Linked DNA regions of Mus musculus: region 2 is linked to region 1. A link is a loop called in an ENCODE intact Hi-C map of the cell type or tissue named here. Cell type or tissue: heart. All regions are shown on one strand. Links, peaks and the distances in the headings refer to the core of each region. The heading gives the core; the rest is flanking DNA.

Region 1 (16,514 bases), core at 4,268-12,267:
TCTGGAACGAGAGCTGCCATGGGATGGCCAGGGTCTGAGCTCAGTCACTGCCATACTGGCACTCTCTTTTCAGAACCTCACCTTTGCTGGGCCTTGAGCACCCATAGGAAAACAGGGCCCAGATATGCCAAAGATGCACCCTGGTGGCTCCCTGCCTGGGTCATGAACTTACCAGAACTCTCCATCCTCAGTAACCTGGTGCTGTAGACGGGCCTTCTCATCTTTGTCTACAAAGCTCCAGTCCTTCCAACTGGTGGGAAAATGGGGGAATTAAGAAAGTTCTAAGACCAGTCCCCTCGAGTGGGTTCACAAGGGCTTGGCTGTCTCTGGCTGAATCTTCTAGCCTCCTCATTAAGAGCTTGAATCTGCATCAGACAGCTGTATATCCTTAGACATGTCACTTGACCTGTCAGCTTCGACTTCCTCGCTGCAGAAGGGAACCGACTACATCATCTGTCTAGGAGCTATGAGGACTTCATGAACTAACTCGTCGAAACTGTTAGCTTGCTGCCCACGGAGTTGCTAAGAAAAGATCATGTAACAGGAAAACAGCTAAGCACTCTTCCTTCCTTCCTTCCTTCCTTCCTTCCTTCCTTCCTTCCTTCCTTCCTTCCTTCCCTTTCTTTCTTTCTTTTTTTCTTTCTTTCTTTCTTTCTTTCTTTCTTTCTTTCTTTCTTTCTTTCTTTCTTTCTTTCTTCCTTCCTTCCTTCCTTCCTTCCTTCCTTCCTTCCTTTCTTTCTTTCTTTCTTTCTTTCTCTCTTTCTTTCTTTCTCTCTTTCTCTCTTTCTTTCCCTCCCTCTTTCCTTCTTTCTTTCTTTCTTTCTTTCTTTCTTTCTTTCTTTCTTTCTTTCTTTCTTTCTCTCTCTCTTTCTTTCTTTCTCTCTTTCTCTCTTTCTTTCCCTCCCTCTTTCCTTCTTTCTTTCTTTCTTTCTTTCTTTCTTTCTTTCTTTCTTTCTTTCTTTCTTTCTCTCTCTCTCTCTCTCTTTCTTTCTTTCTTTCTTTCTTTCTTTCTTTCTTTCTTTCTTTCTTTCTTTCTTTCTTTCTTTCTTTCTTTCTTTCTCTCCAAAAGAGAGGCTCTTTTGGTCTCAGTTAAGAGCTTTCCCCAGCTGTCACCTTTACCCCTCATAAGAGTCATTTGGACACTGTAGGTACTGCTTCCATTTTGTAGGTGAGGTAAAGGGGATAGATACTAAGAAGGGAATTGCCTGTTTAGTCCAGAACTCTGATGGAGGCTTCTAGAACCTTTCCTCAAGAATATAAGCACCATCATGTTCACTGAGTCCCTGGCTCCCCTGCCTTCACCTCCTGCCCTTTTGGGGAACCCACACCAGTGTCCTTCTCTGTAGGTCACTGGTTTGAGAGTGATCTTCCACCAGTATCAACAGTACTCTCATGGTTTGGTACCCACCCCAGTGTGGCCCCAAGCTCTGTTGACCGTGGACTGCCTCACCCATCACTCCAAGAGCCGTTCCACTCCACCTGGCCCCAGGGGTTCCGCAGCCGCACCAACTTCACCTTCTCACCTTTGAACAGGGCCTGAGGCAAAGAGACACAACTTGGAAGCTCAAGCAAGTTTGGAAAGATGGGGCATCTGATTTGGTATGAGGGCTGGGTAGAAGTTGTGAGAATCCAGTATAAAGGCTGCCTGCCTGGCCCTGGCCAGGTGGACAAACCAGAAGCTTGCTGACAGGGTGAGGCATCTGGCCATGGTATGTACTGGTGGAAGGGGATAAACATTTATGATGAGGCTTTAGAAACATATTAAGTATTTTGTTAGGCTTTATTCTTTTTACTTATGTGGATGTATGTCTGCCCATGTGAGTTTATGTGCACCATATGCCTGCAAGTGCCCGAGCAGGCAGCCAGAGGTTCTCAGAGCTCCTGGAACTAGAGTTACCTGATGGTGCTGGGACCCAAACCCAGGTCCTCTGGAAGAACAATAAATGCTTTTAACTGCAGAGCCACCTCTCCTGCCCTTATTTTTATTCAGTGTGTGTGTGTGTGTGCATGTGTGTGTGCACATGTGTGTATGTGTGTGATGTGAGGGTGGGTGTGCATGTGTCTCAGTGCACATGTGCACAATAGAGGACAACTTCCTGGAGTCAGTCCTCTCCTTCTGCTCTGGGTCCCAGGTTTGGACTTGAGTCTTCAGACTTGCGCAGTAAGTGCTTCTACTGAGACCCTTCACTACACCTTTCTGTGGGTGATTTAAAGCAGGCCCCTCATAGATAAACTACAGACAGATGCCTCCCCTTAACAGATCAGTTAGAAAAAGATGCCCCATTCTCCAGTCATGTGCCCTGGGGGATGCAGACTCAGCCTCTTAGGCCACTTTTTTTTTCAGGACATAACCTGTCCAACTGCATGCTACAGCCTCACAATGATCCTGCTTGGGAAATGACCCAGGACACTTCAGAAACCCCACAGGAAGCAAAATGGACACGAGTGAACAGGAAACAAGGCAGTACACAAGCTCAACTTTGTAGGCCAAAAGCTGTGTTTCTAGTTGTTCCTTGGAAACAACTAGAAAAATCCCAGTCTTCAGCATTAAAAGCAAAGGGAAGGGCCAGGGAACCACTCAGCTGATGAAATACCTGCTGGTCAAGAATAGAGACCCAAGTTTGGATCCCCAACACCCATGTAAAAAAGATGCCACAGCAAAGTATATCTGTAACCCCAGCACAGGGAGGGCGGATCCCTGGAGCTCATTGACCAACCAACCTAACCAATTGGTAAGGTCCAGGCTCAGTGAGAGGCACCGTCTCAAAATAAGATGAATCACCAAGGAACACCCAATACTGACCCCTTGCCTCCACAGGCACAAATACATAAGTGTGTACATTCACTAGACACACAGCTGAACCCAGAAGATTAGCGGCCAGGTCTACCTCAAGTCAGTCCCATAGGTCCCTTCTGCCCTCAGGAACCCAGCTTGGACCTGACTGGCAAGTTCTCTGGGTCATGAGAGAGGCACAGAAAGTTAAGTCCTGACATTAGCAGGTCAGCTCAGGGGTTTCCAGGCCCCACCAAGCTCCAACAGACTCACCTCCTCCAGCCCAGTGACTGAATAGGCATGCCCTTTCACCAACCCACAGGCCATTCTTGTTTCATACTGCACTGGAACAATTGTCTGTAGAGAAATAACCAGACAGCTTGTCAGGAGTTGGGGTGAAGGAGGGCAGAAGTTCTGCTGATTGGAGACAAGGGTTCATGCTGGTCCTTTTCTGAGTTATCTCAGACTAAAGATGACTCTCTTCCTTGACCTTATGCCTTATGGCCAGGGTCAGACCCTCGCTGGTTTTTCAAGAGCAACAGGAAGATGCTGCCCTACTCCTCCTAGCTGATCTTGCTGCCCTGATGGCCAGAGATCAAGGTGAGTCCTGGAATAGGAGGTAAGTAAAAGAATTTCCCCTCCATTCTAGACTTCCTCAGCAGAGGAGAGGGGGACATCTGGGGTCTGTGCCTTCCTCTGAGCCCATCTAGAGTTGACTATTCCCCAAAGAAGGATTTGAGAAAGAGAGTTCTCTTGCTGTCACTTCACCTCTCTCACACTTACTAGAACATGGAAGTCAAGACTCCCAATGCTGGCAATACATACGGGGCGGTTCCCTGCTGTGACAGGACTATGCCTGAATTCAGGGGCAAAGATGTTCAAGTTCTAGTTCTTGAGGGTTCCTCGGCACAAGGGTAGATAGACCACCAACGCCCTCTGAGCTCTCGACAGGCATCTCAGCATCCGCTGGCCCAGTAACAACAGCTTTGGGGAAGCTTCTGGGAGCCACATGGAGGTGAATTCCTGAAGCCGCCTTCAGGGTGACAGGTGTAGGTGAGTCTGGAACTTTTTTCATCTTAGTGTCTTCGATTTCATTCATCTGACTCAGATTAGGGCAGGGCACTCACTAATCCGCTCAGCTATAGCTCAGAGGCTGCCTGAGATGGCTTTTGGCGCGCTACACGGCCTATCATTTTGACCAGCAGTTTTCTTCTTGAGACTCTCCTATAGAAACCATTATGGGTGTATACAAAACTGTCTTTATGCTTATTACAGCACTTTTGAAAAACAGACTTTAAAAAAACCCTCTAACTCTTCAATAATAGAGTGTTAGTAAGTAAATTATAATATATTTGTACACTAGAATATTGTACAGCTACTAAAATGATATAAAAAGAATACTTAGTTGCATTTTAAAAATATGAACCTTGCCGGGCAGTGGTGGCACACACCTTTAATCCCAGCACTTGGGAGGCAGAGGCAGGCGAATTTCTGAGTTCGAGGACAGCCTGGTCTACAGAGTAAGTTCCAGGACAGCCAGGGCTACACAGAAAAACCCTGTCTTGCTGGTGGGGGGGGGGGAGGACCAAAAAACTCAACAACAACAAAAAACAGGCTGTAAAGATGTAACATATACTAAGATACAATTTTAAAAAATATATAGTTTAAGCTTGTGCCCAGAAGGACCATATACCAAACCCTGGGCAGTTATCTTTAGATGAGAAAATATAGACTAACTTTTCCTCTGTGCTTTTCTGTCTGGCTCAGTCCTTCAGGAAGCACATGGGCCGTTCAAACAGGAGGATGCAAGCACTACATAGCACTGAAGCCCTGTGTTCCTTAGAGGAGAGTTACCAAAATGGAGGGAATCTATTCTGTTGGCACTGACTTCAGAAGGATGGGCCATGCAGATCTGGGGGCGCTAGTCAGTCTCGACATTTGGAGATGTACACACCCGTGACGGTCTGTCATCTGAGCCCCTGGGGTCCAGGTCTGAGTCTCTGAGCAGCGAGTTATCCATATTTCTCACCATCCGTGCAATCAACTCCCCCATGTTCAGACCAGAAGGAGAGGTTCCATAAGTCATGTTCGTGCCATCCTGAGGCCCAATGGGAAGGAAAGTAGAGAACCCAGGAAAGAAAGAGTGCAAACAAGGGAGGGCGGGAAGGGAAGGGGGAGCGACAGGCAAAGCAAAAGAGGAGAAAGACATCAACAGAGCGTAAATGCAGAAAAGATACAAGACAATGACAGGACAGGAGAGTTCTCCCATGTGGTGACAACCAAGCCTTCCTACCCACAGGGAGTGCTGGGAGAGAAAGAGGCAGGAGGTGGCTTGCCCCACCCCAGACTACTATTCCCAAAGCAGCTCTTGGGGAAACCAGGCCATGGTGGGTCCTCTCCTTGTTCCTGTCTCAGTTCATATGATCTTGGTACCCTGAGAGAGGGTCAGAGAGATCATCCAGACTGCAGCACAGAGTCCAAGGACTGAGGTGATGTCAAAACTCAGCGACTACAGAACTTTCTAAGGGCAAAGATCCATAGCCAGCGATGTGGTTGGCTTGTGGGGCACGCTTGTGCTGAGCAGTCTGGACAAGAGAGGCCAATCAGTGGGGCCTCTGGTCTATTGCTACCAGAATTCTAATGTTTGGAGTGTCATGGCTCATTCTTTTTCTTGGAAAGCACCCCACCTTCAGGGACACATTCCCACCGAAAAACTGTCAATTTTAAAGTTAACCATCATCCATGTTCTTTGTTTTTAGAAGCAGGACCTCACTAATCAAATCAGGTTGGATTCAACTTTTCAATTGCTGGAACTACTGGTAGTTTCTTTTAAAAATTTTTGTTTATTTAGTGTGGGGAGGAAGTGCATGCAGAAGTCAGACAACAGGTTTCGGGAGTCCATTGTCTTTCTACCATGTGGATTCCAGATCAAACTTAGGTCCTCAGGTTTAGTAACAAGTGTCATTACCAGCGAGCCATCTCACCAATGTGGCTCTTGCTTTTACAGCATCCACCCCATCTCAGGAGGAAGCTGTGTGTTGTTGTTAGCTGAGTGAAGGGCCTCCCTGGAATCACACTTACGTCAATGGAGCAGCCCATGAGGGAGCCTCTCTCGATAGCTTTCCTCATAATCTTGTACATGTCACTCGGAGCATCCTTGATCTCAAAAAACTCTGTCACCCCTCCTGTGAAGTCCTCCATGGCTTCTGTGGTATTCCCACCTTTCAGAGCTTCATAGGAGCCATGGAGCCTTGGAGAGAGGACAAAAGGCAGTCTGGAGTCTAGGAGTTCCAGGAAGTATGACAAGCTGAGTTAACTCTAGGCCAGAGAGGGCCAGAAGCATTGTCATGACGGTCCCCATTTCCCACAGCCCTCTTCCACTATCTGCTAAATCTAGTGGCGGAGGTGGAGGGCTAAGGTAAGAGACAACCTGGTCTTATGAATGTGCTACAAGTATATGGTTTTAAGCAAGTAAGATCCTAGGAGCTGAACTCCAGAGAAGCAATGAGCTGATGAAGAAGACTTGAAACACCATGATGAAGGCAGGATCAAAGAGCTGACTGTAGGAAGCTGAAGACTTACTGCACACATCTTTATATCTTTTTGCTTTTATGTTTTTCAGATAGGGCTCCTACTGCCCAGTCCTGATCTCAAGCTGACTCGGGCTCTTTACTGGACTCCCACAATCCACATGAGCATGCATTCACATGCCTAGCCCCATGTGAAGGAGACTTTGGCTGAATCTTGAAATCCATATCCCCCACCCCTGTAGTCCTAAATGTTTCCCATCCTAAATGTTGCCTTACTTGGCATAAGCCTTCTCAAGGAGAGCACTCCAGAACTCATTGCGGTGGTTGGATTTGGTGAAAACCAGCTGATTGTTGTATGTTGGCAGACAGTCGTCAATGACCACATCTACCCAGTCTCCATAGCGCCAGAACTGCAAGAAGAAAGAAGCCCAGTCACCCCTGTGCACTCCCTTACCTGATCCCACATCCTATAGGACTCTGAGCCAAAACCCTACCATTTCCTGGGCTTTGCATCCTGAAGCTTGTTCATTCTAGTCTGGCTTTTGAGTGTGTAAATCTATCTCTAACTAGGCCATGAACTTCTGCAAAACAGGAAACTGCATATCCCTTAGTGTCTGTCAAAAGCCCAGCCCAGTTCTAGACATAGTAGGTCCTCTGAATATCTTAGGGTTTGAGACTTTTCTCCCTTGCCCATAGGTCTGGGACAGACCTAGTTTAAATACATTCGTGTATCCCAAGTGATTCCAGTGCCCGCCCAGGATTGAGAACTCATGATTAAGGAAAGCTGTAGGGCTAACTAAAGTATTTCTCTTTATCCCATTTTCTTCTTTCCTCCCCTCCCCTCCTCCCTTCCTTTCTATTGTGTTTGAGGCACACAGGTCAGCAGGCAGTATGCCTTCCTCCCTCCCTTCCCATGGCACATCGTCAAGGATGAGAAGTCAGGGGTCACAGATAAACAACTTGTTTTTACTAGGTACCCAGGCTAGCCTCGAACTTATCTTGATCTTCCTGTCTCTGCCTCCTGAGTGCTGGCATTATAGGTCTGTGCCACCACACCCAACTGATTTATTTATTGATTGATGGCTAAAATGGAAAAGGGGAGTGCACTGGATATGCTGAGGTACCATAGGAGTGGGATGTCAGCTGATCAGTTTGAGTCATTCTCGACACTAGGAAGTTTCAGGGCCAGAGGCACGCTGCTCAGAACCACAGAAAGTTCCAGAGCCCCACATGCAGGTCTCAGATCTGTTCTGATCCAACCCAGAATTTGTCTCTGCATCAAGATGATCAGTGCCCAGAAAAATTCTAATGGATAAATTAATTCTAGAACCAATACTTTCAGGGCTGGGTCAAACCAGCCACTAAATGCCCAGAAGACCAGAATTTTCTGGTAAGACCTAGAAAGGTAAGTGATAGCAGTAGGAAGGTAAATAGACTCCTCTGTCAAGGGTACAGGGTCATGAGCCAGGGATCACAGAAAAAAAAAATCCAACACTTTCAGGCTGAGCATCTTAAGAACCTGTTTGAGGGGGGGGGGCTTCAGGCAATAACATAGCAGCCAGCCAGCTGGAGGACAAGAATAGGCACTCAAGCCAGCAGCCTGGATGACTTTCTCTCCCCCTTTCTGGGGCACAGTGGAAAGTATGTAAGTTGGAGGGCACAGATAAACACCTGCTTCTTTGCAAGCTTGTAGCTGTAAGTGGGTCATTGCCCACAGGTAGGTGTGTAGAACCTTTCCTGAGCCAGCTGGGAAGTCAAGGCCGGGAGACCCAGGGTGGCCAGACTGTGGCTGGGTGGTGCTATACTTGTCTGAAAATATCTCTTGACTCAGAAGAGACTGAACGTTTCCGGGACCTTGCAGCCAAGTTAATAATATGCCTTGAGATCATTTAGGGCTATGTACTTAGCCTGCTGGCCTCTCTGCACTCAGCCTGGGGAAGTTTAATGGGCCTTTCAGAGAACAGAGCAGCCAACCTCATTATGCTTTCGATTTCCCAAGTAATCAGCCTTTATAACCTAAGCTAAACACACAGCTTTAATCTCAAGTTATGTACTTTACTATTACCATGACCTAAGATTATGCACGCTGTGGTAATAATTTCCTGAAAACAGCCAAGAGGTTGGAAGCAACGGTACGCAACAACTACCCCATTTTGGAAGCCACACGTGGATGTAAGTTGATAATATGTCTGTGGGTTTGTGCTTTTGATTCTCTGGGTGATTTGAGGTCAATAAAGTGATTTCTTTCCTTGTAAAAATCTGTTCAAGATTTCTGCAAAGAATTTCTGTACTGTTCAATGAATACAAACCAAAGCCCTCTGTTAGGCACAGATTCAGACAGACAGACAGACAGACAGACACACACACACACATACAACTAGGCAACAGACATATGACACAGGCACAGATGAGAAAAAACACAGACATGACAGCAAACACATACATTCATTAGATACACAGGCAACAAGGACAGATGGGTCACACACACACACACACACACACACACACACACACACACACACACACACACAGAGAGAGACACAGACACCAGACAGACTACAGACAAGAGAAGGTCACCTCCTTACTACAGCACGGAACATTTTGGTGCCTTCTCTGAGGTTATCTTTAACTGAGGTATGGCTGCTGTCTCAACCACACCCCCATTTCCTCACCTGGAAGTGGAAGATCCCTGCGTAGTTTTCAGTGAAACTTTGATCATGGGGTATAACTCGGAAAAGCAGCCGCTCATTCAGGGTCAGGCAGGCGATGGCTGCAAGAAACCAGCAGTCCCCTGCAAGCAAAAACAGACCCAGGTAGTCAGATGGGGGCTTCCCCTCTCAGAAGAGCCCTGCCAGCCCCAGTAAGAAGCTCCCCATAGCTAATGACTCGGGATGCCCACTGCCCTGCTTCCTGCCTGCCCTCAAGTAGGTGTGAGCTCAAGCAAGGAGACTGTCAGGGACAGGAGCTCCTCAACGGCACGAGCAGCACGAGGACCGGGTAACTCATTCTCTCAAGACAGGCTTTCCTAAGTTAGGCAATGGATTCCTCCTTTAATAAAACACTTCCTGGTCATTCTCTCTCTCCATGTGCAGGGCAACCGCAACATGTTGGAACAATAAATTCCTCTTGCTTTTTACATTGTAAATAAATAAATAAATAAGTCACTTCCTTCTATGGTCTCAGTAGAGACAACAGTGGTAATTATGGCTGTCCTCTGTCTTTGTAGGGTGAGCCCATTTCCCCTTCTGGCATCACGGAAAACAGTATTAGAGAACCATCAGCTAAGCAGACGTGTGTCAGAAGGCAGGGGTGTTGGGCAGCTAGCTGCCACAGAACCATTCTACACAGGTCACTAAGGCTGCCAAAGGGACATGCCTGGTACCCTGACAATTCCATAGCTCTACTGGGGGCACAGGCTAGCTGCCACACTGCTGGTGGGAAGAGAGGCTTGTAACCACCCAAACCCCCTATCTCCCTGCCTTGACTCAGCTCAGAAGCAGTGTATTGGTTTGAGGGCTCAGGGATTAATTTGTCCACACCCTCCAGGCAGTGTCCCTCAGATGCCAGAAGCCACTGTACCTGAGGTGTTCTCAGCCTCCCTTTCTGGAACAAAGTGATAGGTATTTTTCAGTTGTTCCTGCTTTTTTTGGGTCAAGTTTTAAATAGTCCTTTAATGTTCTCTCCAGTTTCTCTTCACAGAGCTCTCCTACAGTCTGCCTAGGGAGGATGCTTCCAGAACAAAAGGTGGAGGAGAGGAAGGGACTCAGAACAGTCCAGACGACAAGGTGACAGAACCTTGTCCTCTCCTCTACATGGCAGACGCCGCCTCTGCCAAAAGACTTCCTTTAGTGTGGAGATGCCTGATCTGAGGACCTGAGACTGACCTCCAGATGCCACACGGAAGAAGGAAAAACCTGGCCCCCACAAGGTGTCCTTTGACCTTCACAGGTATAGGCCATGGTATGTGCACACAGACAGACAGACAGACAGACACACTCACTCACTAAATAAATAAATAAAAATTATTTTAAAATATTAGGAGATGCACTAAAAGAGAAACCAGAATTTATCCCTTCCCATCCTGAATAGAGATCTCTCAGGTTAACTAACCCTGGGTCACCTGGTAGGACATAGAGGATTTTTCCTACCTAGATCTCCTTGGCAGATGTCAGTCCTGTTGGCTCCACCAATGATAAACCGGGGATTCTCACAAATTTCCTGTGAAATCAAAACAGAAACAACCATTGTAACACCATTGTAGGAGTCCTGGCTGAGCTGATGGCCTACTGCACTGGGGGCCAAAGATTTACACTCACTGTCCCCCTCCCCGGCCTCCACAGCCATCCAAGAGGAGAGCCAGCGCTCTTCTTTTGAAACCAGAAAGCTGAAGCTCAGAAGTTGGTGTATTGGTGCACAGCTGTAATCCCAGCACTGGAGGAGCTGAGGCAGGAGCATGGCTAGTTCAAGGTCAGCCCGGGCTTCATTGGGAGACTCTGTCTCAAAATGAACAATAAACATCTGAGGGTCAGAGGAGGTAAGAGCCTCAAAGCTGTCCCCTCTTCTTTCCATACCACGTACTGGGTAGAATGTTCTTTGAGAGGGGGGACGGGCAAGAGGCTGCAGAACTTATGGCTTTGTTTTCTGTAAACTGGGGCACAGGATGGAAGAGGAGGAGGAGGAGGAGCAGGAGGAGGAGGAGGAGGAGGAGCAGGAGGAGGAGGAGGAGGAGGAGGAGGAGGAGGAGGAGGAGGAGGAGAACAATCTTCCCTTTTTAGAAATCCGGACACAGGCCTTGGCAGTTGCGGAAGCAGACTGTAAACCCCACGAGAGCCTCACCTCTTCCCCCCTCCCCAGTTGGAAGGGGCAAACACACCCACAGCAGCAATGGTGGCAGCTGCAGTTTCCAAGCCCATGGGCTAAGTCACGCCCATCAGCAGCCAACAGACAGCACTCTTGATTTCATTCAGTGTCTGCTTCGTTTTAAATTTTTTTGTTTTTGTTTTGTTTGTTTGTTTTTCGAGACAGGGTTTCTCTGTGTAGCCCTGGCTGTCCTGGAACTCACTCTGTAGACCAGGCTGGCCTTGAACTCAGAAATCCGCCTGCCTCTGCCTCCCGAGTGCTGGGATTAAAGGAGGCGTGCACCACCACACCCGGCAATTTTTTAAAAAACTTTTAAACTCATTAAAGATTCAGTGTTTTGATTTTTAATGTTGTTCTTCACAGCTTCAAGAAACCTTGTTATTCCTGTGAAGTGTTCTGTGCTAGCTAGTTTTATGTCAGCTTGACACAGTAAAGTTATCTGAAAGGAGGGAGCCTCAACTGAGAAAAATGCCTCCATAAGATGTGATTGTAGGGCATTTTCTAAATTAGTGATTGAGGGGGGAGGGCCCAGACCATCGTGGGTGGGGCCATCGCTGGGCTGATGATACTGGGTTCTATAAGAAAGCTGGCTGAGCAAGCCATGAAGAGCAAGCCAGTAAGCAGCACCCCTCCATGGCCTCTGCATCATCTCCTGCCTCCAGGTTCCTGCTCTGTTTGAGTTTCTGCCCTGAGTTCCCTCAGTGATGGGCCGTTCCTTACCTGGAAGTGTGACCTGAAATAAACACTTTGCTGCCCAAGTTGTCTTGGTCATGGTGTTTCATCACAGCAATAGAAACCCTAATTAGACATGTCCTCTGTCTTTCTGTCTCACTGTCTTTCTCCTTCCTCACAACTACACAATTCTCCCAAGTGAGCTGAGCTCTGCCCTCACACTCAAGGTTGTCTCCATCCTACTACATAGAAAGGCACATCCATATCATACCATAGCTCTCCTGGCAATGAATAGGCATAAGTCAGTATTGGTATAAAGGGCTACACAGAGACACACAGAGTACACAGACCTCTCATGCAGAATTATAAGACTTTCTGCACCCAAAGCAGTGCAACATATCAAAGTAGTCAATGTGAGCAGTGAGGAGGCATTTTACAGTCTGTGCCTGACCTCTGCGATCAGCCTCCTCAAAGCACATAAGCCCAGGGCTGGAGAGATGGCTCAGCCTTTGTTGAGCACCTGCCTTCCAATGGTCTGTAGCTCAGTTGGTCTGTAATGGTCAGTTATAAGGGCTCCAGTGCCATCCAGTGGCCACCATGAGCACTGCATGTGGTATACACATACTTAAATACTCAGCTACTTTAAAATAAATAAAAAATTATATATAAAAAAACCCAAACAAATCCATAAGTTCAGCCTACTCGGAAGAAAATTCGAGAGAGATGCCATGAGAGGTGTTTTACAAAATACCTGATTAGTGCTCTGTGAAAGTGCACAGCTCATTGGAAACCAGGAAAACTTGAGAGGGGAGGCTAAGGACACAAGACACATAAGTGAATACAAGGGAGGAGTCTTGGAACATAAAAAGACAGAGGAAGAACCCTAAGGAAATAACGTGTGGACTTTGTTTTCAATAACAAATCAATCTTACTGATCGCCGAGGTACAGGTCATGATATAACAAGGAAAACTGGACTAAAGGTAGCGGTCTCCTTACTTGTGGGGTATATCCCAAGACCCCCAGGAATCTGAAACTGTGGTTATGACCAATGCCCATATAGATCATTAGACTCCTTCCTATACACACACCAATAGTTTAACTCATAAATCAATGAGAGATGACTAATACTACAATAAAATAGAATAATTAAAACAATGTACAATAGTGGAGGTTATTTAAAACTTCTGAAGTATTTCAAGAATTTCCCATTTAGTATTTTCGCACCCCAGTTGACTACAGGTCAGCAAAAACTGCAGAGAGTGAAAAGCACAGGTAAGAGGGACTACACATGGGAGCCCAGCGCTATCTTTACAGTTTTTATGTAATCCTGTAATTGTAAAATTAATTTAAAATTTAATTAAAAATTTAAAAAGTAATTTAACTAATTAAAAATTGCATATACAGTAAAGAATGTGCCTTGCAGATGTTCTGGGTTTTCACACACACACACACACACACACACACACACACACACACACACTCACGCACACGCACACGCACACTCCTTGCCAGCTCTAAATATAGCAGGCTCCCTTGCAGCTATAGGCACCGCCTTGCAGGAAGAAGGGCTTTGACGTCCTCCTGCTGCCATGCTGGGGCTCCTAGGATGCCCCTTGATAGGGCAGCCTGGATCAACTGTCTGGCTGGTCAGCGGGGACTTTTCTGTTTAAGCAGACTTGACACCATGCTAATGAACCAGCTTCGTCCAGAAGGCTAAGGCTCGCCTCCAGCCTCCTGTCAATTCACTGTCCATCCCTTCTGTGGACCTGAAACTTCAAGCCTCTGTTCTCTTCACCACTCCACTCTTCCCTCCCCAAACTCCTGGTCTCGGGAAGAACCGAGCTGATTCTACCTACGAATCTTATGGGAATTTAAATCAATGCATTGGCACTCTTAAATATAATCTCAGGGATCTAAAGGCCATCCTAACCCTCGCCACGCAGTTCAGGAATAGAAAACAACATCCTTAGCTTCTAGCATAAGAAGTTAGGTATTTGGAGCTGGGGCTTATGGGTAAGGGGGACATTAATAAGCTAGTTGCTCAGAGTTGGGGTGAATCCACAGCCCCACGCTCTGACCACTTTACTCCCAGTTCCCCAACATCTGTCTACAGATTCCATGCCCCCTTTATCCCTACCTTTGGCCTCTTCCAAGTGATGGCCTTCATCTTGGCTTTCTGGCTCAGCTCATGGGAGCCAAGGGCCTGCACACCTGCTGGGAAGACACGGTCTTCAAAGAGGCACTTCTGAGCCAGACACTGTTGTTTGAGAACGACAAAATCCTGCCCCTCAAACTTGAGAGGTTGTGAGACAGTGCCCTCTCCATTTCTCCTGTCCCTTTCTCGGATCACCCTGTCACAGAAGAATCCCGGCAGCAGGTAGGGCATGATGACCAACAGCGGAACCCGGCCTTCCCTGCGGCCTCTCCAGCTGCACCCTCAGCCCAGGCCTAATCCTCTGGTGAATGGCCCAGAGCCTATATAGCTCCTCCACCCTCAGCAGCTTGATGCAAATGAACACGGTCCAGAGAAAGGCTGTGGTCAGAGTCAGCAGCTTTGTCCAGAGGCCCCTGAGCCCATGGTCTAGGGGCAACACAGGCAAGTCGGAAAGGAGTCAGGGAGGGGGAGCGAGCCAGCCAGAGATGGCTCAGGGGACAGATAACAATGCCTTGTGGACCTTTAGGGCACCTCCAACAGCCTTGCTGGGACTCTTGCTTTAAAAAGAGAAAATATAGTTTCAGAGAGCTCCCCTTGCCTCAGCAAAAGGCATTCATGCCTTTGACACTGGCGGTCAATGGGATATAGCATGGGGCCTTCTAAACATGCTGTATACACTAATCCTATACAGGCTGCTGAATGCATAGGAGGAATCTGCTGCAAGCCTTTGTCTGAGGGTAATGAAGCCTCCTTCTCCCGATGTTCCTGCCCCACCCCCTGCAGACCTTAGGGGCTCAGATCTATGAGGATGCAGAGGGCAAGCATCCCTATTACAGTTGACTCCAGGGCGAATGCAAACACCTAATGCTTTACGATTAGCATCCCTGGGTAGGAAATGTGTGAGTTGGGAGCAGCAGGTAAATGTGGGTTGGAGCGCTTTCTGTTGTTTGTGTTTTATGTTTCACTTTGATTGTGAGACAGGGGTTCTCAGGTAGCCTGGGCTGGCCTCAAACTTACTATGTAGCTCAAGATGACCTTGAACTTTTCATCCTCCTGTCTCCACCTCCCTAGTCCTGAGAGCACAGGCATGGACTAGTGCATCTGGTTGGGTGGTGCTTGGGATCAAACCCAGGACCTCACACATACTAAGCCAGCTCTTTCCCTACTGAGTTGCATCCCAGCCTGTGTGTGCTGGGGTACTATCCTAAGAGTGCGTGGCTTCCCCACACTGTCATTACGTTTACAGAGAGAACTGAAGACACCGGGAAGGTGAGACTGGCAGGCTGCATGCTAGGCTGTCCAGTCCCCACCAGTTCACTGACATCCTCTGCCAACATCTACTCCGTGAAACTTAAAGCGTAGTCAGAACTTCTGGCATCCACATTAAATGCTACAGCCATGTGAAATGCAGCTTTCCAGTGGGTGTGATGGTACAGACCTACAATCCCAGCACTTGAGAAGTTGAGGCAGGAGGATTTCTTTGAGTTATAGGCCAGCCTGGCCATCGTGGAGAGTCCTAAGCCACCATTAATTATAGAGGAAGACTGTAACAAAAGCAAAACAAACAAGCAAAAGCAAACCAAAATTTAACAAACAAACAAATAAAAATCCAAGTTTTTGTGGCCTAATCTCAGGATTCAAATATCCCCAAGTTGAGGTATGGGCTGGCTTCTGCATTTATTTATTTATTTATTATCCTCTCTGTGTATATTATTCTCTCTCTCTCTCTCTCTCTCTCTCTCTCTCTCTCTCTCTCTCGGTGTGTGTGTGTGTGAATGTGAATGTATTATTTGAGTGTGTATGTGTGTGTTTGTATATAAGTGTGTATGTGAGAGAGAGAGACCAAAATCAGACGCATTGTGGGAAGGAACAGGCACAGTAGGGAAAATAAATGTATGGCCTAGTCTATCAATCAAAATAAATTGCCCAAACTATACCCTTAGTAATCAATTCCTCCTTCTCTCCCATATCATAAAAGAAAATTCCAAACATGAGTTAGGTCCATGAGCACTCACATGGCCTGCCGTCCATCTTGACATTATACCTCCCTATAATCTGCTTTACTGCTTCCCTTACAATTTAATTATCTTGCTTCTTTTGTGAATCTATGTGTGCCCTTATTTTCAATTCTTTGGGTAGGAGGTCAAGACCCTGGAAACACCCAGCTCAGACGCTGACCACTGGTAACAGGGTCCTCTCACTGAACCTGGAGTCCACTGATTAGCCTAGGATGGTTGGCCAGTGAACCTCGTGAATGCACCTGTCTCTGTGTATCTAGCGTAGGGATCACAGGAATACATTCTGTCACGCCTGGCTTTTTAAAAACTTGGGTCCAGGGGGCAGAACTTGGGCTCGCATGATTTATACCACTTTTCCTACTGAGCTGTTTCCCAGGTCCAGTACTCTAAATCATTTTATCAGGAGACCCTTCGTTCCACTAAAATTTGAATCATTTCTATAACCAGGATTCTGTAGTAGCCGAAAATGATTCTTAACTAAAAAGTGTGTTTTCTTAAATGGGCT
Region 2 (16,514 bases), core at 5,591-13,590, 380 kb before region 1:
TGGAGAGTCTTTGCCTAGTGCTGAGGGCTTTAGTGTCGCTGTCAGGTGGACATAAAAACTATTGGCTAACTGAATACTTTTTTAAAAAAATGCTTAGAAACTAAGTCATTAACCAGATGTGATTTTATCAGGGGTCGTGTTTAAACTCTAGTTCCAGTCTGGTAAATGTTCTGTTCTGGAATCCTAGCCTCGCTGGGTGCGGTGCTCCCGGCTGGTACCTGTGGCTCTCCCTGAGGAACGGCATCACCCCTTACCTCCGCTGTGCTGCACTGCTTTTCCACTATTTACTTGGAGTAGCTCCGCCTGAAGAACTGTTTGCCAGTAAGTAGAAGACTGAAATCAGACAGCGAATGGAGACTTGTCTTCACTGACAGAGAGAACAGTGGAACCGCCCCTGCCCTACCCATCGTCTGTGTTCATGCTGAACCCAGGTCCCCTGCCCAGGGCGAGTTCAAATTAAAAGTGAGGCCAAAATCTAGTTTGCTTTCATAAGCCACAGATCCTCCTGGTGGTTCCTGAGTGTGCATAGTTAAATCCTGTGTTTTTAGAGCACCTGCAAGCCAGGGAGGGAGAGCATGGGGCAGACAGTGGTGCGAGCTGTTCAAGCATGATGACCCGAGTTCAATCCCCACTCCTCACAGAATAGGCTGAGTGTAGGGCAGACAGCATGATAGCTCCCTGGCTAAGGTACTTGTTGCCGAGCCTGACAGCATAAGTTTACTCCCTAGAACCCACACAGAAGAAGGGTAGACTAACTCTTACAAGTTGTTCTCAAACCCACAACATGCACACTGTATATAGTCATGCCCTTCCCCTCCCCCAGTAAATAAGAAAATATAAAAAGTAAATAAAAATTTTAAATCCAGATGTGGTGGCAAGCAACTGTAATCATAGCATTTCTATGAAGAAATGGGAGCAGAGACAGGAGAAGCACCCTGAAGGCTGTGGCCCAGCTAGCAACAGAAACAAGACAGACCTGGCTTAACAAAGTGAAGAGAAAGAACTTGTCTCCTAAAAATTGTCCTCTGGCCTCCATGTGAAAGCAATACATACACACATGTACATGTGTACATACACAGGCATGCATACAATTTTTTTTAAACATACATATGTGCAAGCTGAATGTAGTGGCATACAATTTAATCCCGGTACCCAGGAGGCAGAGGCAGGCTGACTTCTATTAGTTTGAAGCAGATTGGTTTCCATAGGGAGGTCCAGGCTTCCTAAGGCTATATTGTGAGAACTTGCCTCAAAAATAAAATAAACTACATATATGAAGACTATTAACTGAAGGATATATAGAAAATTAGAGATGTTTGTTACCTTTATGGAAAAGAACTATTCAGACAGGAAGGTGACTTTATTATATACTTGACTTTGGATTTTGAATACATAGCTATACTAATGGATAAAATAATGATCAAAAAGGCCTTCTGAACATCAAAAACCTGCATTTACTAACAGTATCATTTCTTGTTCTTTTACTTATTTCTAAATCTAGACAAAAATAGAGAAGGCTTCCTTACATACTATGTCCTCTTTGTGAGAGTCAGAGTATTTGTTTGATTTTTTTAAATTGCCCAGAATTATCCAGAGGATCATTTTGTCCCTTGAGGATACATAAATGGGGTCACCTTTACCAGCTGTTAACATCCTTATCTTGAATTCAGTTCAATAGGTGTGGTCAACCTTTGTCAGGGTTCTCTATAAAATAGAATGCTACTCTCCAAGTAATTTCTGTGTGCTGCCACACACAGCAAGTTCATGTACTTATCCAAAGCTGTCATAAAAAAATAAAGTATTTTCTTTTTTAGGATTCAGGCAAATCTAAGCAAAGCTTAAATATGCAAGGTATAATACCAAATGGTAATGAGTCCTGCAAAGTAAAGCTGATCACAGCCAGGGTCAGGACTCAAGGACATAGGTAGTCAAGGAAGACTTTTCTCCAAGGAGAATTAAACAAAGAGCAGCATAGAAGGAGCTCAGCTGACAGAGAGGTGAAGAGCCTTTCAATGTAAGGTATTGCTTGGCATAGTAAGAGAACAGTGAAGATTTGATTCCAGCTGGAAACCTCCTGCGCAGGAAGGTCCAGGAGGTAGCCAGATGTATGCATTTTATCTGGGCATTTATGCCACAATAAAGCCTTTGTGAGCTAGGGTCGAACTCAGTAGAGCACCTCACCAATCCAGTCCCTGGGTTGTATCATCAGCAAAGTACCACCTGTCTCCACATACTAACCCCAGAAGAAGAGACTTTGTATTGTATACTAAGTGATAGTCATAGGAGCCATCTGATGGGGTGACTCACATTCGTTTTATAAAAGGATCACTGTGGCTTACTTGCCACCCACTGTTTTATGGAGCAGATAGAAATGAGTATAAATAATGAAGAGCTCCTTTAACACTGTAGATCAGAATAATGTGCTCATCAAATATATCTTGATATTTCTTGCAGATTCTGCTGAAGGAGAATTCAGTGCACTCTGTAGCTATCTATCTTTACCCACAAATTTGTTCCTGCTTTTCCAGGAATATTGGGATACCATAAGGCCCTTACTACAGAGGTACTATGGGGGCAAATGTAATGATGGCTTTTATCTAGTTTGAATTTTTTTATGTTTATCTTAAACTTTTGATTGGTTTTGATACAGGATTTTGCTGTGTTAACCCCAAACTCTGTTCATCCTCAGACTCCTCCAGGGATCAATGTGAAACATTTGCTTTTATGTTTTTAAGACAGGGTCTAATAGAGCCCAGATTGGTCTAAGACTCACTATGTAACTAAGGGTGGCCTTGAACTCCTGTTTCTCTTTCAGCTGCCTTCTAAATGCTGGAATTACAAATGGGGACCATAATCAATGCCTTTCTCTTAGTTTCAAAAATTTTAAAATTACTATTATTCTCTAAGCTTTTCAGTAGATTAACATTGGCTGCAAGAGGCAGGAGCGTACAGAGATTCTCAGTGCACGCACTTAAGGAGTGGGGTTGAGACCAGCTGCACCCCGTTCACTTTACTTGGTTCTTGTACAGTTATTATTTTGGTCCGATCTTAAAATGTGGTGGGGAGAAGGAAGTGCTCATAAACAGAATCATGATTAAGAATCAAAAGACTGATCATGGTCGGCAGAGGAAGGCAGAGCTCTGTGAGTTCCTGGCCATCCCAGGCTACCGAGTAAGACCCCGTCTCGAGAAAGAAAGAAACCTAACAAGCTCACACTGGGGCTTGTAGTATTGCTCAGTTTGTAGAGTTCTGGCCTAGCCTGCACGAAGTCTCTGTTCAGCCTCCACCCAGCACCCTATAAAGCAGTCACCATGGCATATGTGCCTAAAATCCCACAACTCCCGAGGTAGAAGCTAGAGGTTAGAAGTTCAAGGTTATCCCTTGATTATGTAGCACATTTGAATCTATTTCTCAGTACATGAGAATTTATGTAAAAGGATAAAGAGAGTGAAATCTGGAACTGTATGTCAAACTGTGGAGAATGTGGTAGAACACATGTCAGAAGAGTGGCTGAGAGCCAACTAGCCCTGCAGTGACTAGAGAGGCATGTGCCTCCCTTTCAGAAAGACTCTGCTGCACCTGATCCTGACGCCTTGTTTGCGTCTGACTCCAGTTCCCTCTCCCTATGCCTGTCTGTCCTACCGTTCTTACAATCAGTTTCACCGTGTTACTCTGAATTCTCACTCTCCTATGAGTTTGTCTGTCCTCCTTACGTCCCTTTTCCTTCTCATGCCCACGTCAGAGCTGGGTGAATGCTAGCCTGCCTCGTGGGACTCCTAGTCCCACACCCTAGGCTCTCTGCCAGCTTTTTGCTTTGCTTCCTGAGTTCTCATGGGCATTGTGATCTCTCATAAAATCAAAATGAATTGTTTTTAGAATTCATGGTTTAGAATTAACGTCACTTGTTTTATTACAATGACACAAACTTCATTTATAGTGCAGCTGAGTATGGAGTGGCTGAGTCTTGGATGTGCTATTTTAGTTTAAGTATGAAGAAAGCTTCTGCCATTTGTGCTCTTCCTGGCTCTGCTTGCCTTAGGTCTGTTCTTTGTCAGTTGATCCAGTGGGAGGCACAAGCAAGGGGCTGGAAGCAAGGGAGGATAAAGTTCCCAGCCACCTCTCTGCCTCCCAGGACATCTTTTCAGTAGGGACTGTGGCTCTACTGATACCAGAAAAGCCTGCTGCAATCCTGTTACCCACTGGTGACTCAACCCAGGGCAACAGTGATGTCGTCTTTCCTCCCACTCCTCCGACCTGCACTGGGGCAAATAGTTAAGGCTTTTTTTTTTCCTTTTTTTTAAAGGCCTTTTGTCTCAAGGGCCTTCTTGGTCCTTTGTCACTTCTCCTGGGAGTAGGCAAGTATACCTACCACACACGCTGTATGCAGAGCCCCTATTATTACTGGTATTGCTACTTCCTGCTATTAATTTCTCTCATTTAAATTGTAGATGGTTTCTGTTCTAAAGACTAATTAACCAAATCCTTGAAAAAGGATTTAGAAGGGGTTGGGAGAGTAGGAAAGGAGAGAAAAGGGTAAGAGGTAAACTTAAATACACAGAGAGGATTAGAGAGAAGAGAGCAGCTGATGTGCACTGCAGTTTGCCTGTGACCAGCCTCCTTCTCTCTTGACTCCACTTACAGGTGGTGTGGAGATCCTGCCTTACTCAAGTCTTTGAAGCAGAAAAGTGCTGTGGTCAGGTTGGTTTTACTATTTAAATCTTTTCGATATATCCAGAACTGTGTTTCTAAAATGCTTGGCTGGTTTGCCTTAATTCTAGCCTGTCCCCTTTATTCTCAGTTCACTGTTTCCTGGATATCTGTTGGTCTTTGCCGCCAGATATCAGGTTTTTCCTACACTGATTTTTTTCTCAGAAATGGTTATCCTTCCTTCTTAAATTGTCAGAAGCCACCAGCTCCACTGGAGGAATCATCCTTGAATTGGTACCTGCCTGTCAAAAGGCAACGGAGCTTGTGTCTGGGAGCTGCTGGTTTACTAAAGCCAGGAGGTGGTGGTTTACACTGTTCATATAAATCAGTTTCCCCACCCTTTGAGAATAACAATATAAATAGATCTGACAGTCTTCTCCCCTTCTTGTGTATATGCTTAGAAACTAGACCCCATGCATATCTCAAAAAAAAAAAGAAAAAAAAAAGACAAACTTTTCTTAGGCTGTACATGATGGTACATAGCTGTGATCCAAGAGAGAGATTGAGGTATGAGGCATATGAGTGGCAGGCCAGATTGGGCTTTGTAAGGAAATGAGACTATTTCCAAACTAACAAGAAGTTTCCTCAGCTCTCTTTTCTCTTGAGTTATGGGTCTGTCCGAATCTACATTTTCCCTCAAGTACATGTCCAAATGCCACCTTTTCCCTGAAGCCTGTCTTCTCTGGCATGTGAGTGTGTCTATATATATCTTCCAGCCTCCTAAATCCCTAAACAGCAAACAAGAGAATGGCACGTTTGCCTGTGGCCTGGCTTATATTACATTCTGTGTATTATCTAATTGTTATGTGATTGAGTTGCTTCAGTAAACTGATACAAGAGTTGGTTCCTAGTACCATTTTCTCTTCAGCCCTTGAACTCCGTTCAGCTACAGGAAATATGCATAAGCTGCATTCCCTACAACCCAACGTTAGTGATTGATAACAGTAGCCCTGCGGCCGGTCAGTACCCAGAAAGGAAAGACACCGCTATATAGAGAAATAGAAAAGCTTATGATGTCAATATATATTTTTCAACTAGTACTATCATGCAGTTTTTTCTTTATTTCATATCATGGTGTACCTTTTAAATATCTTTCCACAGCATGGTACTGAAATAATCTGAGAAATTGAAAGGAGATAACACACATATACTCTTTGGTTATGAGCAACTGGCAATCTTAGTTAGTTATATACATGTGTATACTTTATATACATTGCATGATTTATATATAGTATATATATATAACATTATAGCACAAAATATAATAATATATAGGATATACCACTAATACCTTAAAGAAATATAAAGAGGAAAGTAGGTGTGCCTGTAGTCCAATACTTGAGAGACGGAGATAGAAGGATTGCTGTTTATTTGAGGCCAGCCTGGGCTACACATTGAATCTGAAACCAACCCAAGTTACAAAATGGGACCTATCTTTACAAAATTAAAAGAAAAAGGAAACTTAAAGAGGAAAAGATTCTTCTTTTGTTTGTTTGGTGTTTTTGAGACTGTGTCTTACTGTGTAATTCCAGCTAGCCTACAACTGTTATATAGCATGTAGCCCAAGTTGACCTCAAACTAAAAAGTCCTCTTGCCTCAGTTTCCTCTCTGTTAGAGTTACAAGCATGCTGCCATGCCTGATAAGACAATTCTTAATGAGGCAGGGTTAATTTTAGAGAAGATTATTTTTAGCTGAATTAAGAATTATAAGTGAAAGGCTTAGAGATGGCTTAGAAGTTAAGAATACTGCTCTTCCAGAGAACCGGGGTTAAATTTCCAGCACCTACATGGCAGCTCACAACTACCTATAACTCTAGTTTCAGGGGATCTAACCTTGTCTTCTGACCAAGTTGAGCAGCAAGCACACACATGGTGCACAGACATACATGTAGGCAAACCCATATACATAAAATAAATAATATTCTTAAAATATTTTTTAATTAGGGGCTGGAAAGATGATTCAGTGGTTAAGAGCACTGACTGTTCTTCCAAAGGTCCTGAGTTCAAATCCCAGCAACCACATGGTGGCTCACAACCATCTGTAATGGGATCCAATGCCTTCTTCTGGTGTGTCTGAAGACAGCAACAATGTACTTACATATAATATAAATAAATCTTTAAGAAAAGTATTTTTTAATTATAAAATATAAATTGATTTTCATCTAGGGAGAATCTCCTGTTACTCAGATGACCCTCCTTAGACTACATGGGTCTTTTACCGTCTCTTGTAAAGGAAATGGATGCTAACATTAGCCACTGAATATCAAGTGCTAAACATATTCTGTTTCACTTCAGTATCTTGTTTAGTCTTCAAGAGTTTTGGGAGTTTCCTTAATAAATGTATACATATGCACACACACAGTCACCATGTAGACCAGGCTGGTCTTGAACTCAGATCTGCCTGACTCTTGATGCTAGGATTATAAAGATGTACACAATTATGCCCAGTTCCTTCATACTTATATTTAACATCTTTTAAACTGTTGAGTCTTAATGAAGTTCATTTAATATTTCTCTTCTTTATTTTTTCTGAAAACATTAAATTGATGAATTGCCCATGGTTGGAATATATTCAACCTTAGTTTATAGATAAGTAAATGTAGCATGCTCTGAAGCCTTCTTCAGTTTTAATCTGCCTACTTATGTATAACACTGTCTTTTAAACTATGCCTCTAGGTACCCTAGAAAAAGAAATAGTTTGATAGAGCTTCCTGAGGACTACAGCTGTCTTCTAAATCAGGCTTCTCACTTTAGGTAAGAAGAAAAGGGGTGTGTGTGTGTGTGTGTGTGTGTGTGTGTGTGTGTGTGTGTGTGTGTGTGTGTGTGTGCACGTGTGCGCGCGTGCGTGCGTGTGTGCGTGCGTGCGAGGAGAGAGAGAGAGACTGTAACGTTCCTGAACTTGCATTTGGCCTACCATACAACCAATGAACTCATTGTGAAAAAGTGGCCAGTGAGGGGTCAGCTGGTAAAGGAGCTGCCAAGCCTGTTGTCTCAGAGAACAGTCTCCTTCAAGCTGTCTCTGAGCCCCACACATACACACAGATTTCTGGGTATGGCTTGCTTAAGAAGTAACTGCCAGGGGCTAGAGAGATGGTTCAGTGCATTAGCTGCTCTTCAGAGGTCCTGAGTTCACTTCCCAGCAACCACATAGTGGCTCACAACCATCTGTAATGGGATCCGATGCCCTCTTCTGGTGTGTCTGAAGACAGCAACAGTGTACTCACATACGTACAATAAAATCTTTTTAAAAAGAGGAGAGACTGCTGTGTATCCATTGTACTCGGTTTCCTCAAACCATGCTACAGTACACACTTCTGTCATTCATCACTGACAGAGTCGCAGAACTACTGCAGGCTGTACTGTTCACTGCCTCTTGCCTGTCCAAACTCTCGCCACTACAGAGGAGTTGTAACACCGATTCCTTTGCACGCCCCTGGCTTTTTGCCTCCTCCTCACTGATGATTCACTCTGTGAGATTAGCTGTGTGGATGTGTCATCATAGCAGAAATCTGGGTCTTCTTTCACTCAATATGTTTTTATGGCTTATCCAAGTTGTAGCTGTATTAAATTTGTTCCTATTTTGGTTAATATTTTTTATTATACATATAGACCACAGTTGTCTATATTTTCTTCCATAGATGGGCATTCATATTTATGAAATTGTTTCTTCCTTTTAGCTATTATGAATAATGTACTATAAACATTCACATACAAGCTGCCAGATGAATGTACAATTTTCATTTCATGTGAATGTATACATAGGTCATTTGCTAGGCCATATGTTTGATTTTCTTTAGTGTCAAACCCACTGTGTCATTTAACAGTCTCACCAGCAATGTATGGGACATTATGTCTTTACATCTTCACCAGCCCCTAAGTGAACTACCCATTTCAGTAAGAAACTTCTCTCACCAAGGTAAAGAGCAGGCAGGTCTGGCATAGGAGGTTCCCAGGCATAGGCCGGCTCAAGCAGGGGGTACTGGGGTCATCACTTGGTATAGGAGGTTGAGCTAGAGGAAAATTCCTGAGCAGTGGGCAGCACAGATGAGCCTGGCTCAGGAGGCTGTGCTGACCAGTCACCTGGAGCAAGATTCTCTGGTAGCATAGGCCTCCTTTAAGTGGAGCTAAGTTAAAAAAAATTTTTGGGGGGGGGAGAGTTATTTATTATTATTAATGTATGTCTATGACTCATGTGTGCAAATTTCTGTGGAGGCCAGCAGAGGGCACCAGATCCTCGGAGCTGTAGTTACAGGCAGGCATGGGGGGGCTAGAGTGATCTCAAGAGTTTCTGGAAGAGCAATACAAATTCCTGTATTTCTCTGCTGAGTAGGGTGAGTGATGGAACAGGCTTTATTACTAAATAGATACATGATGTGCTTCTTGTTTTCCAACACACTGAATGTGTCTTCCCCTGTTGAGGTGTCCACGGTCTGCAGATGATGAGCGAAAGCATCCTGTCCTCTGTCTTTTCTGTGGGGCCATCCTGTGTTCTCAGAACATCTGTTGCCAAGAAATAGTGAATGGGGAAGAGGTTGGAGCGTGCGTTTTTCATGCGCTTCATTGTGGTGCTGGAGTCTGCATTTTCTTAAAGTGAGTATGGAGTCATCTGGAAACACGTATCGAGTGAATATGCCAGTAGAATAAGTAGTTCTTTAAAAAAAAAATAATATTCTGTTTACATTTCCTTCATTGTTAGAGAAATCTTTAATGGCATAGGCTTTATATCAGTGACCCCAGTTCTGTGTAATATTTAGATATGAAAGGAAAGCTTGAAATCCTAAAACTTATGCTTATAAAGTATGTGCAGATTATTAATTTCAGACTGCCTTATTTATGTGTGTGTTTACTTGTATATTTATTTAGGTTTTTTGGGACAGAACTTCTCTGTGTAGTTCTGGTTGTCTTTGAACTTGTTTTGTAACCCAGGCTAGCCTGGAACTTACAGATATCTTCTGCTTCTGCCTCCAGAGTACTGGGATTAAAGGCATGGGCCACCATACCCAGCTATTTATTTTGAGACAGGTTCTCTCTATATAGACCAGGCTGGCCTTGAACTCTCAGAGATCCTGCCCCCCAAGTGCAGGCCTATGTTTGCCTTTCTTTAAGATGTTTTTATTTCCTTCTTTAAACAAACGATTGACTACTTAGAACAATAGTTATTTATAAACGAAGATAGCTTGCATGGGAGAAATCAAATTTAAAGTTGATTTCTGTGTTTTTTCTGTCCATTTTCCTGTGAAATTCAATTTTTGCCTATATAAACCCTTAAGACTTACTGTGAGATATATTATCATTGCTTAAAGATATATTATCAACCTTTGAGGGGCTGGTTAGATGGCTTAGCAGGTAAAAGCACTGACTGCTCTTCCAAAGGTACTGAGTTCAAATCCCAGCAACCACATGGTGGCTCACAACCATCCGTAATGAGATCTGACGCCCTCTTCTGGTGTGTCTGAAGACAGCTCCAGTGTACTTACATATAATAATAAGTCTTTGGGCTGGAGCAAGAGGGACCAGAGCAAGCAGAGGTCCTGAGTTCAATTCCTAGCAATCACATGATGGCTCACAATCATCTGTATAGTTGCAGGGTACTCATATGCATAAAATAAATAAATAAATAAATCTTTTTTTAAAAAAGGCAACCTTTGAGACAAGAGCAAAGAACGGTATAGAAGTCAAACTCAAACACTTGTTTGCTTGAAGCCACAGGAATAAGTCTGTCTATCCCAACTATTTTTTGTAATTTGTTTGCCTTATGATTTCTCATTGTGGTCCTTAACCATTTCTCTGCAATAAGCATCTCAAGTGTCCTCAAAGTACTATTGGAGGTTGGCTTGAACTAGGAAAGCCTTTAACAGTTCTAGACTGGAGGGTGCTCTATCCTTCCTTGAAGCCCCCTTCTGCCTAAGTAGCAAGTTAGGAAAAGGCAAAAATAGGCCCAGCCACATTTCTCCAGGGTCCTATGGCTCACAGGACAGTCTCCCATTCAGTATATCCAGGTAGAATTACTAATTTCCCATTTCTCTAGATCCACGGATCCTTTTTTTTTTGTTTTTTTTGTTTTTTTTTGGTTTTTTTTTGTTTTTGTTTTTCGAGACAGGGTTTCTCTGTATAGCCCTGGCTGTCCTGGAACTCAATCTGTAGACCAAGCTGGCCTCGAACTCAGAAAGACGTGCACCACCACACTTGGCTCATGGATCCTTTTCTATTGCATCAAGAAAAACAGCAGTGTTTGTTCCTTCTACTCAGACAAAACAGTTTATTGCAGGCAGTGGTGGCGCACGCCTTTTAATCCCAGCACTGGGAGGCAGAGGCAGGTGGATTTTCGAGGCCAGCCTGGTCTACAGAGCGAGTTGCAGGACAGCCAGGGCTACACAGAGAGACCTTTCTTCAAAAACAAACAAAACAAAACACCCCACAGTATAGTGTTTTCATCCACGGCTGTATTGCCTTTTCATTAAATGTTTACTGAGCATGTCTTGTCTTTAACTTTGATTCGATGTCTATCATCTGCATATGTGTATCTAACAGTGTTTGCTAACATTGGATTTACTTTTCAGAATCCGAGAATGCAGGGTGGTCCTGGTGGAAGGAAAAGCCAGAGGCTGTGCCTACCCAGCCCCTTACTTGGATGAATATGGAGAAACAGACCCAGGGCTAAAGTAAGATTTTCTTTAGTGGAAGGTTTAATCAGTTGTCTTATATTTTATTTGCTTTATTGTATGTGTATATTAATAGTTCTTTAAACGTAAACTCTAGAAATAGAGTTACTGATGTTTGTGAGCTGCCATTTGGATGCTGGGAACTGAACCTTGGTCCTCTGACAGTCGTTAGTATCTTAACCACTGAGCCCACTTTCTAGCACCTGGGCCTGGTGAGACAGTGAGACAGGTTCCCTGATGCTAGGAGGCTGAGTAGCTGGTCAGTACCACATGTTATCAACTTTTTATGTAGGTTTGGGGCCTTGAACTCAGGCCCCTCAGGTTTGCATGGCAGGCACTTGACTGACAGAGTTCTCTCCCAAACTTTATTATTCTTTTAAAATATCATCCAGAAGAATAGACTCACTAGATAGGGCTTGGGCTCTAATGGATTATATAGGGATTTGTTTTTATCGAGACAGCATTTGACTTGCCTTTAAGTTTAAGAGGAAGGTACTGAGTGGTCAAAGTAGTTAATGCTGGTCAGGGTGGAGGTCACTTTTAATTCCAGTACACAAGAGGCAAGTGCAGGTGAGTCTCTGAATTTAAGATTCATCAGATCTGAATAGTGGCCAGCCAGGGCCACATGGTGAGAGTTTATCTCAAAAACAAAACCAATAGCAACAACAAAATAGTTAATAACTGAGGATAATCTTGAGTTGTTCTAGAAAAGTACAAAAATGTGGAACTTTTAAGTTAATGATAAACAGTGTGAAAGTTGACAAGTTGCTGAGACATCTGATGTTCCAGGGACTGAGATGCCAGGTATCGCTATGACTGTACTCAACAGACTTCAGACTTTTTGTGTTAGCTGGCACAGTGTTGCAAACTAGGTAACCCTGGAATAGAAATGTACTTACTTAAACATTTGCTAAGCCAGGTATGATGATGCACATCTATACGGAGTTCTTGCTACCTGGGAGGATGAAGCAGGAAGGTCACTGGAGTATCACTGTTCACACCCAGCCTGGACACTGTAACAAGACTGAGAAAAAAACACAAACAAAAACCAAGAAAGTGTTCACCAAGCATGTGCAAGATGAATCATAGGGAAGGTTATAAAACAAAGTATTTCTGAGGAGAAGAATGATTTAAGGTCTTAGTGTTATGCCTCAAACCTAACCTCCTACACAAAATCATAAACTGAAGCTGGGTAAATTGTGAGGACAGAAAGCCATTAGAACCTCATTCAGCTATCCACCAGAAAAGACCAGAGCTGCTTCAAGTTAGAACCTGTTTAAATGAGGTCTCATTATGTTCATTATGTATGAGACCTGATTTCCCAAATAGTCTATTTCTGCTTCCTTAACTAAGTGGTGTGCCAAGTTCTTAGTAATCAGTGAAGAGTTGCCCTGTTTCTGGGCCTCGTCCTGATGCTTGCGCTCATAGCTGCAGGGATGTCTTGGTAGTGTGTACTGATTTAAGACTAGAGATGGCACTGTTAAAGCTTAGATGTCAGCTTTGTTTTTTTTTTTTTTTTCCTGAAGGAGAGGAAACCCACTTCATTTATCTCGGGAGCGGTATCGGAAGCTGCATTTGGTCTGGCAACAGCACTGCATTATAGAAGAGATTGCTCGGAGCCAGGAGACTAATCAGATGCTATTTGGATTCAACTGGCAGTTACTCTGAGCTCCAGTTCTGCCTCAAGACAATCATGAGTGACATCAATAATAAAGACTGATCTAAAATTCTAGAGAACTTTCTGAGGACGGGGAAGTATTGGAGGGTCTTTTGATCCATGTCCAGATTCACACACATTAATAAAATATTCCTTAATGGAATATTGCTTTCAATTATCAAACATAAGCTTCAAGGGAAAAACAAGACATAGATTAATGTTTTATGTTCTAGAACACTAAAGAAATGCTTGTTCATCCAAGTGTCTATTTCTGCTAATATTTCCAGAAAACTCCTTTCCCTTCATAACTGTCCTAGTTCATTTCATATCACCCACCTGGTTAATGAGGTCACATTAAGCATTTGTGGACATTTCTCCATCTGGCTAACATCTCTGCACCTTTGTATTTGGTGTTTCTCGAGTGTAGTTTAGCTTGGGTTAGATCTGAAAAGATGCTGATCACCTGTGATGGTCTAAAGAGGAATTGCACAACTATGCAGTTTCTTTCAATTAAAAATTTCAAAACATGTAAACATCTTTCTTCTTTAAGGAAATATCCTTATTGTACCACCTACGGCTTCAGTCAGAAACAGATCTAAATCTCTCTATGGAGAGTGCTAGCTGTGCTAGTCTGGAAAGCATCCTTCCAGTATAGACCTCAAGTAGATTCAGGAGAATGTGCTCATTACGCATTCCTTATACAAAAGCCTGTTATCCTCACCTGATTCCAGGGAGCTCTGTGGAGTCACAAGTTCTCCATCAGTTACATTTCTTAAGGCAGATTTCTGCAGTAAGATCTCGTCTCTTGGGGCCCCATCCTATTGTCTCTCAGAAAACTCTTGTTTTGAAGCAAACTCTTTGTAGAATGGGAATCAGAAAATTGCCCCAGTGAATGGTCATAAGAGATGAAATTAGAACACTGTATTTAAGCCAGTTCTGCAACCTTCTATGGCTTGTAAGAAACAGGTCCTTGATTTGATGTCTAGGTGAAACCTTTCATAAACGACTGTTTATGATTAATATAAACAACAATAACAAAAAAGCAACGTAATCAGGTGTGTGTCCTGTTATAACCTGCTGTGGTTGAGCCATCTTGCGTATAAATAATGCAGCTCTCCTGAGTCTGTGCATAGACCTCTTGATTCTTGGCTTTACCGTTTTATATCAAGACCTTGTGAGTAGATCAGTTGATACTTATTTTAGCTTTTGTGGTATTGGGTAATATTGCAGTTGAAAGATGTGTTTGGAGATTGTCTCTTCCTTTGCCCTTGGCTACTGCTGCCATGTGTGTGTCTAAGTGTTTTCCTGCCTTCTGTTTAGTGAAGACCAGGAAGTAAAAATACATTTGATAAGTGATCAGTGATGCACATTTGGGGCTAAATTTGTTGCCATTTTTATGGAATGAAAAGTGGGTTTTGCAGTAAGAAATTGGTGTGAGCAGGCACCAGACTCACAATCATGATTTCCTACTTGGATAAATACTACTCAGAAGAAAGCAGGAACTAGATGCAACTATAATGAACAGTTCACAGCAATTATAAGAGACAAAAATCAATAAATTCAGTATTTGGCTTGTGCCATTTGCCAATATGATTAAGAAATTTGAACATTGCCCTTTGTTTTTTCTATAATTTTTTTTTGAGAGATTGTTTAGCTCTGAAATCTGGGCTAGAATAGGCAACATAAGATGCTCATTTCTGCCTTAGTCATCTGGCCCCCATTTGCCAAGGATAAAGACTTTATTTTTAGCCTTCTTAGATTCAATTTGTAAACCCTGGAGCTAAGCTTTCAAGCTGCTAGGAGGACTAGCTAGCACTAGCCAAAGAGCCTAATTCATCACTCAGTTCTGCTTCTTGAGATGGAAGTTTCTGCACTGGAGGTAGACTTAGGTCACAGTGCTGCCCCAGCCCACGGGATCTTTAATAGTATTCATCATGACAAATGATTTAAGTCTGCTAAGAAGTTTACTTAAGCAACCAAGTCACTTTATGTAGTGTAGTGTATGAAAGAATTGGTTTAGTGGGATGGCTCTGACTCTGTGTTTTTAATATTGGTGAGGGGCTGGCAAGGATTTTAATGATACAGTAAAGATAAACATATATCTGTATAATTAATTTATTCTGTTAGTGTATGGGCTGTGAGTTCACCTTTTAGTGGTCATTTGTCATTTCATAACAACTATGCATTTTGGTTCACTGTGATGATGATCTATATTTAGTGACTGCAACATGTTTATACCACTGATTCAAATTCCATTCATGATGAAGTTATACAGATGATGCATATATTGATATCTTTTATTGCAAAAATGTAAATTAAAAACTTGTATAATGTTCTTGTGCTTTTTTGAAATAAAATATCTTATATGTGTATATTTAAAAAGAAAAAAGGGACTTCTCATGTTTGGGCATTTGGGTTTGAAGTATAAAAACCTTACCTAGAAAAGAGCTCTACTTAAAAGTATGTAAGTTCGGCCATGTTTTGTTTGTTTGTTTTAGGCAGAGTCTCTTGGGCTCATGCTGTGCTCAAACTCATGACATAGCTGAGGCTGGCCTTGAACTCCTGATCTTTCTGCCTCCATCTCTGAAGAACTGGAATTATAGGCATATGTCACCACACCCAGGTTAAAGTTTTTTCAAGACACAGACTTTTAGGGTTAATGGTCTCCAAACTTTTTGACTATACATTCCATCACCATATGTAGATTTACATACATTCTTTGCATGTAGTGTTCTATGCCTACATTAAACACATTTTATGACATAGTACAAAACTGGAAGGTTTTAATTCAGTCTTTTGCCCCATTGTCATAATTAAGCTCTCAAAGGTATAAAATATAAAGATTCTCAAAGCTGCAAGAGAAAAGAAACAAGCATAAAGAGTCTCTGTTTATCTGATGGCAAACTTCTCAGAAATCTTATAAGCAAAGAGAAAGTACTTAAGATGTACATAGTACTGACAGGGGGAAAATCAGCCAAGATAAAGCTAGCCTTCAGGATTGAAAAAGAAAAAAGAGACTTTGGGGCTAAGAATTTAGGTCAAGTAGACCACCTTCCTAGTATGCATAAGACCTGGGTTTGATTCCCAGCACCACAAGAAAAGAAAGATACTAACTCACAGGCAAGAGTGACTGTACAGATAAAGTCAGAATGTTCTAGTATTGTAAAACAGTAGGCCAACCACTATTAAACAATAAGAAGATTTAAAAAAAATTCTACATTAAAAAAAAAAAAGATTCTATAAGCCAAGGAAAGTGGGTAGTTTGTTCCTGGCAGACCCAATGACTAAGGAGTCTGAGGCAGAAAGATTGCTTGAGCCTATCAGTTTGGAGACCAGCCTCCATAACATAGTTATGTTTCTGAAAAGAAAATAATGGCATATGAGAGTGTCTTGCTTTTTCTATTGCTGTGATAAAAATACACTGATAAAAAGCAACTTTAGAAAATAGTTTATTTTGGCTCCCAGTTAAAAGTAGCAAGAGCTTAAGT

Evidence for each region. Hi-C counts contacts between places; a loop is a spot of excess contacts. Peaks named below come from ENCODE experiments on the same cell type or tissue, not always from the same donor. Only the 100,000 strongest peaks of a DNase experiment are listed, where the experiment ranks them.
Region 2: a loop joins it to region 1, with 4 times the contacts of the local background. A loop is called at or near these places in 18 of 42 quality-filtered maps.

Annotation. Positions count from the first base shown.
Region 1 is chr2:120,474,690-120,491,203 of GRCm38, reverse strand. It overlaps Capn3 (calpain 3), which reads right to left. Exons shown (of 24, transcript NM_007601.3): 2 at 10,452-10,521; 3 at 8,976-9,094; 4 at 6,580-6,713; 5 at 5,855-6,023; 6 at 4,728-4,871; 7 at 3,047-3,130; 8 at 1,451-1,536; 9 at 173-250. Among named protein-coding and RNA genes, the nearest start is that of 4931402G19Rik, 14 kb to the right of the region's middle. In heart, for the core only: no CTCF peak of the experiment used is centred there; a DNase peak (open chromatin) is centred at 8,103; H3K27ac peaks cover 1,227 bases.
Region 2 is chr2:120,859,173-120,875,686 of GRCm38, reverse strand. It overlaps Ubr1 (ubiquitin protein ligase E3 component n-recognin 1), which reads left to right. Exons shown (of 47, transcript NM_009461.2): 41 at 188-321; 42 at 2,455-2,563; 43 at 4,642-4,698; 44 at 7,384-7,461; 45 at 9,127-9,297; 46 at 11,268-11,369; 47 at 12,896-15,415. The coding sequence ends at 13,037. It overlaps AV039307 (expressed sequence AV039307), which reads right to left. Exons shown (of 4, transcript NR_038350.1): 2 at 13,363-13,499; 3 at 12,269-12,393; 4 at 8,997-9,357. Among named protein-coding and RNA genes, the nearest start is that of AV039307, 17 kb to the right of the region's middle. In heart, for the core only: a CTCF peak has its summit at 8,928 (motif pointing right); no DNase peak of the experiment used is centred there.